2 separate regions of the Homo sapiens genome follow, and region 2 is linked to region 1. A link is a loop called in an ENCODE intact Hi-C map of the cell type or tissue named here. Cell type or tissue: PC-3. All regions are shown on one strand. Each heading gives the region's core, and the rest is flanking DNA. Links, peaks and the distances in the headings are about the cores only.

The links. A loop is a pair of places that touch in the nucleus more often than their neighbours do. Peaks named below come from ENCODE experiments on the same cell type or tissue, not always from the same donor. Only the 100,000 strongest peaks of a DNase experiment are listed, where the experiment ranks them.
Region 2: it touches region 1 in a loop (6-fold over the local background); 1 of 110 quality-filtered maps calls a loop at or near these places.

The regions. Positions count from the first base shown.
Region 1 is chr5:21,678,529-21,682,932 of GRCh38, forward strand. No RefSeq gene overlaps it. Among named protein-coding and RNA genes, the nearest start is that of SNORA105A, 200 kb to the right of the region's middle. In PC-3, for the core only: no CTCF peak of the experiment used is centred there; DNase peaks (open chromatin) are centred at 1,893 and 2,353; H3K4me3 peaks cover 422 bases; H3K27ac peaks cover 1,848 bases.
Region 2 is chr5:22,082,368-22,086,771 of GRCh38, forward strand. The region is part of intron 4 of CDH12 (cadherin 12); the gene reads right to left. Among named protein-coding and RNA genes, the nearest start is that of SNORA105A, 200 kb to the left of the region's middle. In PC-3, for the core only: no CTCF peak of the experiment used is centred there; no DNase peak of the experiment used is centred there.

The DNA.
Region 1 (4,404 bases), core at 317-4,316:
CACAGGTCTGGGTACAGCCCTAAGTATGCATACAGCATTTTAGATTTCCAAGAATATGTTGGAGCATTCTGAAGTTCTCTACAGACATCTCATTTCACCAGATTTTTGATTTTTATTTTAAGTGTTTCCTTTAACCTCTTGTTGTCTCCAACCATCATTTCCTTCCTTGGGCACTCACAGTCTTAAACTATTTCCTTTGATTGTTCTTGAAAATGCACCATTGGAAAAGTTTATTCTCATTAGGTAAGCTTCAAGTCATACATAATAAAGACTACTTTGAAGATGGGTGTGGGGATATGGCAGACTCGTTGAACAATGATGGTTCTCTGGGAACAGGTAAGTTCAGGAGGCCCAACTTCTTACCCCTCTTCAGTAGCTATTATTCAGTTGTTTGCAGACTGTTGGTTTTTAAGGCTACAATGAAGAGGGAAAAAGGAGATAAAAAGAGGGCCACTTAGAACGCCACAATGCTTGCTGTTGTTACTGAGATTCACCCATTTTTCTTTTTTCTTTTCTTTCTTTTTTTTTTCTGGATGGAGTCTTGCTTCATTGCTCAGCCTGAAGTGCAGTGCTGGGATGTCAGCTCACTGAAGCCTCTGTCTCCCAGGTTCAAGCAATTCTCTGCCTCAGCCTCCTGAGTAGCTGGGATTACAGGCACACGCCATGACACAGAGCTAATTTTTGTATTTTTAGTAGAGACAGGATTTCGCCTTGTTGGCTAGGCTGCTCTCAAACTCCTGGTCTCAAGTGATCCACCCACCTTGGCCTCCCAAAGTGCTGGGATTACAGGAGTGAGCCACTGCGCCCAGCCTCATCCATTTTCCTTAAGTAAGGGTTCCCTGAATAGCTGCAAGGCTTTAATTAAGGGAGAGAACTAAATGTTATTTCATTGAATGCCCTGATTTCCAGAAATATCTTTTCTTGTCCCCATTTTGTAATACCAAGTTAAGTTCCTCCAAAATAATCAGAATCAATTACCCTTTGCACCATTCCCCTAGGAGTCTATGTTACCAATTAAATAATTTTGTTCTATCCAAGCTCTTGTTCAGGCATCTGTGCCATCAATCACTGTCCATGTGTTAAAATACAAACCTCAGACCTTATTCCTTTCCATGCAGTGTGGACAACCTAATGTACTGTCTACAAGGCAGATGTTTCTGCCCTTTTGGAAGATTTCACTTTACCTTGTCTTTAGGGTCACCTCTGTATAGGGCTATGACAAAGGAAGTACTCACATGCATTTGGGGCAGTATGCTGGGCAAACCGATTCTTAATTCAGGTCCATGCTTTTTGTTCTTCATTTATTAGCTCATGGAGCACTCATCATGAGGCTTCACATAAAGATTGAACAAGATGCATAGAATGAGTCTCACACATACCATTTCCATTTAACAATGGACTCTTGGTGCATACTTATTATGCAGACTCCTGTCCAAACTTATTATGCGGTAGATACTATATTAGCAAGCTCATGATGAGCAGGTAAAGTCACAGTCACCTAGGGTTCAAGGTTAGACATTAGTTCTTATGAGTGCTTAGTAGGAAACCATGACATACTTCTCAAAATAGGTTGATGCAGTGTAGCCCCATGTCGTACAGGTTATCTCTAAAATTCTAAGAGTTTCACCAGAGGTTATGCCATTTTATCTTGCAGTGGGCAGTGCAAGGAATAGCAGCTTATATCTCAGTATGGAGGAAAATTCCAATATGCCTGCTCTAATAATTTATTATTGTATTAAAAGCTACTCCAAAACTTAATGACAAAATAGCAAAAATAATTTACTTTGCTCATGAATCTGGAACAATCTCAGGGGGTGGAAAATGTTGTCTGACTCATAAGACATGAGACAGAGTGACTCAACTGGGGCAGAGGGATCCAGTTTTAAGGTGATTAACTCACATTACTGACAGATTAAGGCTACTGTGACTGGGAACTCAGCCATAGCCTTTTACAGGGCTATTTGGGCTTCCTCAAAGAATGGGGCCTTCACACAAAATCTAAAATTTCTCTCCTCTGTATATCATCTTAGTAAATGACTAAGCTGTTTCCATTTATTATGATCCAGTGATTAGTTAGAGGTCTCCAATATCTGCATGATAAGATACTCTCATTACTAGTGTGTTTCTGAGGCCTATTGTGATCACTGCACCTGATTTTTTTCAAACAGTTAATTGCTACCCCTTGGCCTCTACAGTTTCTGAATTTCATTATTTCCTTTGAAATTAGGAAAAACTACTTAATAACAGCATTCATCACCATTAACTCCTGCCTACAAAGGACAAGCACCGTAGAGTTTTTGAGGATACTAATGCCCTCTTACTAATACACTTGCAATGTCTTATGTAAGTAATAGACTCCAGGTCCTCCCGGGCATGGATAAAAAGTCACTGAACAAGTTGACAAAATAGATCCATTGCTATATGGTCATTCTCAGAGACTTGCAACTTCACTGTTTACCAGAAGAGTGCTGGTATTTCAATTTCATTAATACAAAGTCATTTAAGTCCAGAATTTGATTAGCCAATCTAGTAGACTATAAACAACACTTCTATCTTTTTTTTTTTTTTTTTTTTTGAGATAGAGTCTCTCTGTCGCCAGGCTAGAGTGCAGTGGCGCGATCCCAGCTCACTGCAACCTCTGACTCCCTGGTTCAAGTGATTCTCCTGCCTCAGCCTCCCGAGTAGCTAGGATTACAGGCATATGCCACCACATCCAGCTAATTTTTGTATTTTTAATAGAGCCGGGGTTTCACCATGTTGGCCAGAATGGTCTTGATCTCCTGACCTCGTGATCCACCTGCCTTGGCCTCCCAAAGTGCTGGGATTACAGGCGTGAGCCACAGTGCCCAGCCAACACTTCCATCTTTTTAGGCTGTGGCATTAAACCCTGAATGCAGAGTGAGGGTAACTATAATGGTATTTGGCCCCATCGAGCGTTGTATTTCATTCTTCTTAAAACATCCTAGGAATTTCATACATTCTCCTCAGCCTTCTACCAATAAATGATAAGAAAAACCTGTAACACTTTTGCTGATCAGAAGCCTTACTGAAAACATGAACAGTTGGTTAACACATATTTCATAAGTTACATGGATTGTATGTTATATTCTTATGATAAAGTAAGCTAGGGAAAAGACAATGTTATTAAGAAAATCGTAAGGAAAAGAAAATAAAAGATAAAAAAAAAAAAAAAGAAGAGCTCTAGCTCTTCTTAAAAGCCCAGGCAATGACGCACCATGAGGATTTGTCCTGAGAAAAATTATAAATTACCCAAGGGCAGTCAATAAAAGTGTTTGTCATTGTTTTTTTTCTTTCTTTCTTTCACTATTTTTTTCTTTCTTTATTTCTTTGTACGCATATTAAGGTTGACTTTCTTGGAGGAGAAGGCATTAAGCTGTCTCTAAAGCAAGAGAATTTTGAGAATCTGTTTGTTCAAATTTCTCAACCTCTTCTGTGTATGTCTGTATATCCCAATCCTGTGTCTTAAGGTTCCACTCATTCCTCTTTAGTACACTTGCCGTAGCCTAAGAAATCTGTTAGTATTAAATATGAATGAGGCTGCAACTCTTCATCCCAAAGAATCAGGGTCTGGGCTTAATTATGAGTAAGTCTACCCAGCAGGAAATCCAAATTGGTCTGGTGGAATATTAAAAACTGAGAAGAGTAACCACATTTTGTCATAAATTTCTTTAATCCATTTTATGTATCTTAAGTAAGAGGTTTCCCTGCCCAAACTATATAAATAATTTATCTGTAAACGTGGTGTAACACAGGTATAAAACAAATCTATACCTCATAATGAATTTCAGATAATAGAGCCAGGCAATTGATGATAACTTCTTTAAAAATATTCCATTTTAAAATTTAAAAAGCCATTTTCTGTTATGTAGAATTATAAGACTTTGATTGCTTTCTGGCTACCAGTTTAGATAACTATAGTCTAATTTACCTGGAAAACTTTTGTTATTCCTAAGTAAGAATTAATAAATGAAAGCTTTGACTAGGCACTTTTTTTTAGGAAAGAGAAGCTTTATTGAGATATAGTTTATGTATAACAAATTGCACCCACTTAAAGTGTACAATTTAATAGACTTTAACATCTATTTACACCCGACACCACTACCACAACCAAAAGTTTGCTTATGTTTCTTTGCAGTCTATCCCACCCACAACTTCTACTCCAAGCAAACCTTGATGGGCTTTGTTAATTATAGATGTGTTTACATTTTCTAGCATCTTATAAAAATGGGGTCACACACTGTGTACTTTTTTGGCTTCTTTGACTCAGGAAAATTATTTTTTGAGATTCATCTAAGTTGCAAAAATGCGGTAGTTTTTTTTTTTTTTTTTTTTTTTACTGCTGATTAGCATTACAATGTATGTTCATGCAACATTGTGTTTGTC
Region 2 (4,404 bases), core at 247-4,246, 400 kb after region 1:
GGCTTTCTTGAACATAAGCACTCGATACTGTGACAGTCAGTCTGCTAACCAAGAAGGCTAAGTGACTCATGGGTAGGGAGTGTCTACCTCTTGAATCCACTGCACAAAGAGACTATACACATCCCAGGTGGGACAGAAGTATATGGTGCAAAATTTCATCATGCTACTCTAAATGGTGCACAGTTCAAACCTTATAAATTGTTTATTTCTGTAGGTTTTTATTTAATATTTTTGGACTGCAGTTGATCACCGGTTACTGAAACCATGGAAAATGACGCAGGATAAGGGGTGACTACTGTGTGTTGTTTCATAAGCTAATTCACCAACACATAAACAGTTTGCATCAGGAAACAACAGCAGCTAAATGCAAACTATGGTAATAAAGCTGAAGTTAACTGGAGCCACAGAGGAGTGCAACGTAGAACATGATGCCCATTTCCCTCAGGCCCACATTCTGTTCTTACTTTGGCTCTTGTTGGACACAAATTCTATCATACTGTGCTGTGTTTCTTCCAGATTTTTATGCATTTCTCTCTCAAAGTAGGCTGAACTTTACTTGTATCCATGTTATCAAATTACCTTCTTTTTTAAGAGTAGAATTTTATGTTTACTAGATATTTATTTAGCAATAGTTTATTTTTGCTGATATTTTCATTGGGATGGTGATTGCTAGTGGCAATTGCATGAGTTTTGGGGATCTGCACATATCTTTTTTCTCTATGAGCTCTGTTATTTTAATATGAATTTTGCAGAATGCAGAGCTTTTAAAAAACTTGCATATCACACTTAGCAGAAGCACTTGTAATTAAAAACATAAAACTTTCTCCTTGCACGTATTAAAATCCAGAACTTTAATATGACATTTACGAATTTAACAAGGCCTGCATAATCGACCTCTGCATGTTCAACCCTTGCCATTCTCTTCCTTTCCTGAGTCCAAACTCCTTAGTTTTAACTCATGTTAATAACAGTAATAACAGTAATTTATATTAGGAGTGTACTCATGTGATTATTTGTTTACTCTTTTCTGGGTGGAGTGGTGGCGTAAAGAGAAGCTAGGGAGGAGTAATGATGCCTATTTTATCAGCCATTCTGTTCCTGGGGTCTACACTATTACCTGGCAAATTGTAGGCACCAAGTACATCTTTGTTAAGTTTGAATGAATAATTCATTGAATGGTAATAGCTAACCTTTATTGAAAACTTACAATGTTCTACATAGTGTTGTATGTTCTATGCCTATATAACAGCCCTGTGAAGGAGGTGGTATTATTACACCCATTTGACAGAAGAAATGGAGGAACAGAGATGTTAAGTGACTTGACCATGATCTACATGTTAGTACATAGCAGGCAGGCTTGAATCTGGGCAGTCTGACTACAGAGCTCATACTCTTGGATCCTCTACGGTGTTGCCCCTCTGTTAATAGATATAAAAATACACAAAACCTCAGGGGTTTCCAATCCTAGTAAAACAAGGAATATGTGCCCGCAAACTTGAGTTTCAAGTTATTTTTCAAAACCTAAGCAGGTATTTCAATACTGGGCAGCTTAAGCTTTCAGACTCATTTAGCTCTTTTGTAAAATTAGGAGATTTAAGCTATCAGGTCAATATAGTTCCTCTGAAGTCCAGAGATCCAAGACTCCCAGCTTTCCACCCACAAAGATCTGGGAAGGACATAATTTTAGGCAGAGGTAGGAAATAATAGACATGGTCACTGTTCTCATAGGATTGCACAGTGACTGAAAATTCAGAAAGTGCTCCAACAGCCCATCAAGGCACTAAACAGGTCACCAGGTTGAGTGATAAGAAATAGCTGTTGTACAGAAAAGAGGGTATGAGGGTTTCCAACTGTTCCAGGGAGCTCTTCCTAGTGATCTTGAACTGTGGATGTAGTTCTGGGGTCCGATAGATGAGATGGCAGCCTGTTTGACCTACCTGACAATTCTACATTTGAGGATTGCTTCTGGCATTGATATTATTAAAAATAAATAAATTACTTAATGGATTAATAAAAATATTGACTTTGGAACAAGAAAGATCTGAAGTATCATTTTACATGAATTCACAGCATAGTTTTATGCTAAGTAACTATCTGTTAAGTAGCATTTGAACTGTGAGGACACAATCAACAATGGTCTTTTATTTGTGGAGCTATACAATAAATATGACTAAGTAAATATTTTTCAATCTCATCCCTCAATGAGAACGTGTGTGAGTGCATTTCCTCACTCCTGTCATTGTTTTATAATCCTAAAATCCATTTCAAGTCTCTATAACACTACAGTCCTTCAGTGAACAGATGAACCAATGTTATTTTCAGTACAGGATGCTGCTCCCAGCAGATCCCAGACTCTGGCCACGGTTGTCAGCCAGGGAGCTTTTAAAGTGCTATATCACAACAATAATAATGCAAGGAGATTGAAGGACTCCAGTTCTTAAGTGAAAGGCAAACAACTCCCCCAGGCATGAAACACAGGCTAAATTACAAGGAAAAACTATATCAAGCCATCAACCTGGGTATACTTGCCCCAGCACCAATGGTGTTGTTATAAAAGCAAGAACAGAAAGCTTATTCTGGGAGGTCAGTACCCTATGGAAATATGTGAACCTTAAGGAAGACAGATTTGCTACAAAGGACATCACCAGAAGTAGGTTGTATTCCATATACCTGATTTCAGGTACAGTGATAAAATATTTATATTTGTCTATGCTTCCTCATCTTTTGTAGAGCCAGAGTGACTTTTCAAAGACTTCTTAACTCGGATGATGACTCTCTGGAGCCCAACATCCCTTTTAGCAGGAGGGATTTTTTTTTTTAAATGGTCATATATCAAAGCAGCAGATATTTAGTTGTGAAATACTCACTGACAGTAACACTTCCTTGAAGTGTGCCTCCAAAGCTAAAAGATATACAAAGGCTGTGGTTTCCCTAGTTATTTATTTAAATGGGGAGTGTTTGCTTTTAAGAATAACTCCTGAAAAAGGGCAAATATATTCAATATAAATTACATTGAAAGGGTTCTCTTTGTCAGGGACAACTTATTAAGCTGAAAGACTTGTTAATTATTAAAAGGTGTTCTCTATTATGGGTAGCATTCTAATACTAACTGCATATTGGAGAACTCTTTAATGGTGACTATGCTTGTGGTCTATTTTAAATTAATATTCTATGGAGTAATTTTTCAAGGGCACTTCTTAAAATTTAAAAGGAAAATAATACAACCTCCCCCACCTCCTCTTGTGAATAGGTGGCCCTTTAATTTGAAATAGTAATCAAAAGTGATCCCCATTGAACAATATAAGGGAAGGCTTTATTTTCCATATTATTAAAAAAAATCAATGGCAGCATAACTTACGTAATCCAAAAAATATTAAAATGTCAACAATATGCTTTATATTTTTTAATGTTATTCTTCACCTTGAAAACATTATTTTATTTGACTTAACTTCATAAATTAAGCTTTCTGCTTCCTATTGTATGAAATGCATTATAATCAGTAAATATTTAAAGACTTCAAGCAAATCTGATAGTTTAAGAATATGACTCCCAGGAAAATTATTTGAAGGTTTCAACAGGCACTGTTATGCAAATTTTAAGCTTTGTTCAGGAAAACATGGTACTTTTTGAAAAGCCTTGGGAATGAGCATACATCCCTAATGCAGCTTTTTTGGTTCCAGTTAAACCTATCCCAAAATGACATATGACTCTCTCTCTGGTATAGCAAACCCTTAACACTCACTCTTTTGTTTTATAGACTGCCTGCTGAGAAGCAGACATAGTAAACCAATCTCTGCTAATTCTTATCAGCAAAACAGAGGTGTCTGTAGATGATTATTACTCAATGATCTTAACTTATGGGGTTCATTAATCCTGCCTCTCTGGCTTGTCCAGATTCTACTCCCTACTTCTCAAGTATGTTAGGAAGCCAAAATATGCTATTTGAATTTTATTTATATATTTATTTATTTATTTATTTTTTATTATTATTTTTTGAGACGGAGTCTCACTCTGTCACCCGGGCTGGAGTGCAGTGGCGTGATCTCGTCTCATTCCAGCCTCCGCCTCCCGGGTTTAAACAATTCTCTGCCTCAGCCTCCTGAGTAGCTGGGATTACAGGCACGTGCCAACAAGTCCCACTAATTTGTTTTTTGTTTGTTTGTTTGTTTGTTTGTTTTTTGCATTTTTAGTATCTTGGCCAGGCTGGCATTGAACTCCTGACCTTGTGATCCACCCGCCTTGGCCTCCCAAAGTGCTGGGATTACAGGCGTGAGCCACCGTGCCCGGCCCGAATTTTAACTGATATGAAAATGGCTGCTACTAGTTTTACTGAAATGAAAATGGCTGCTACTGGTATCTCCTACAAGCCAAGAAAAAAAAAATGTTAAAAAAAAAAGAAACTCA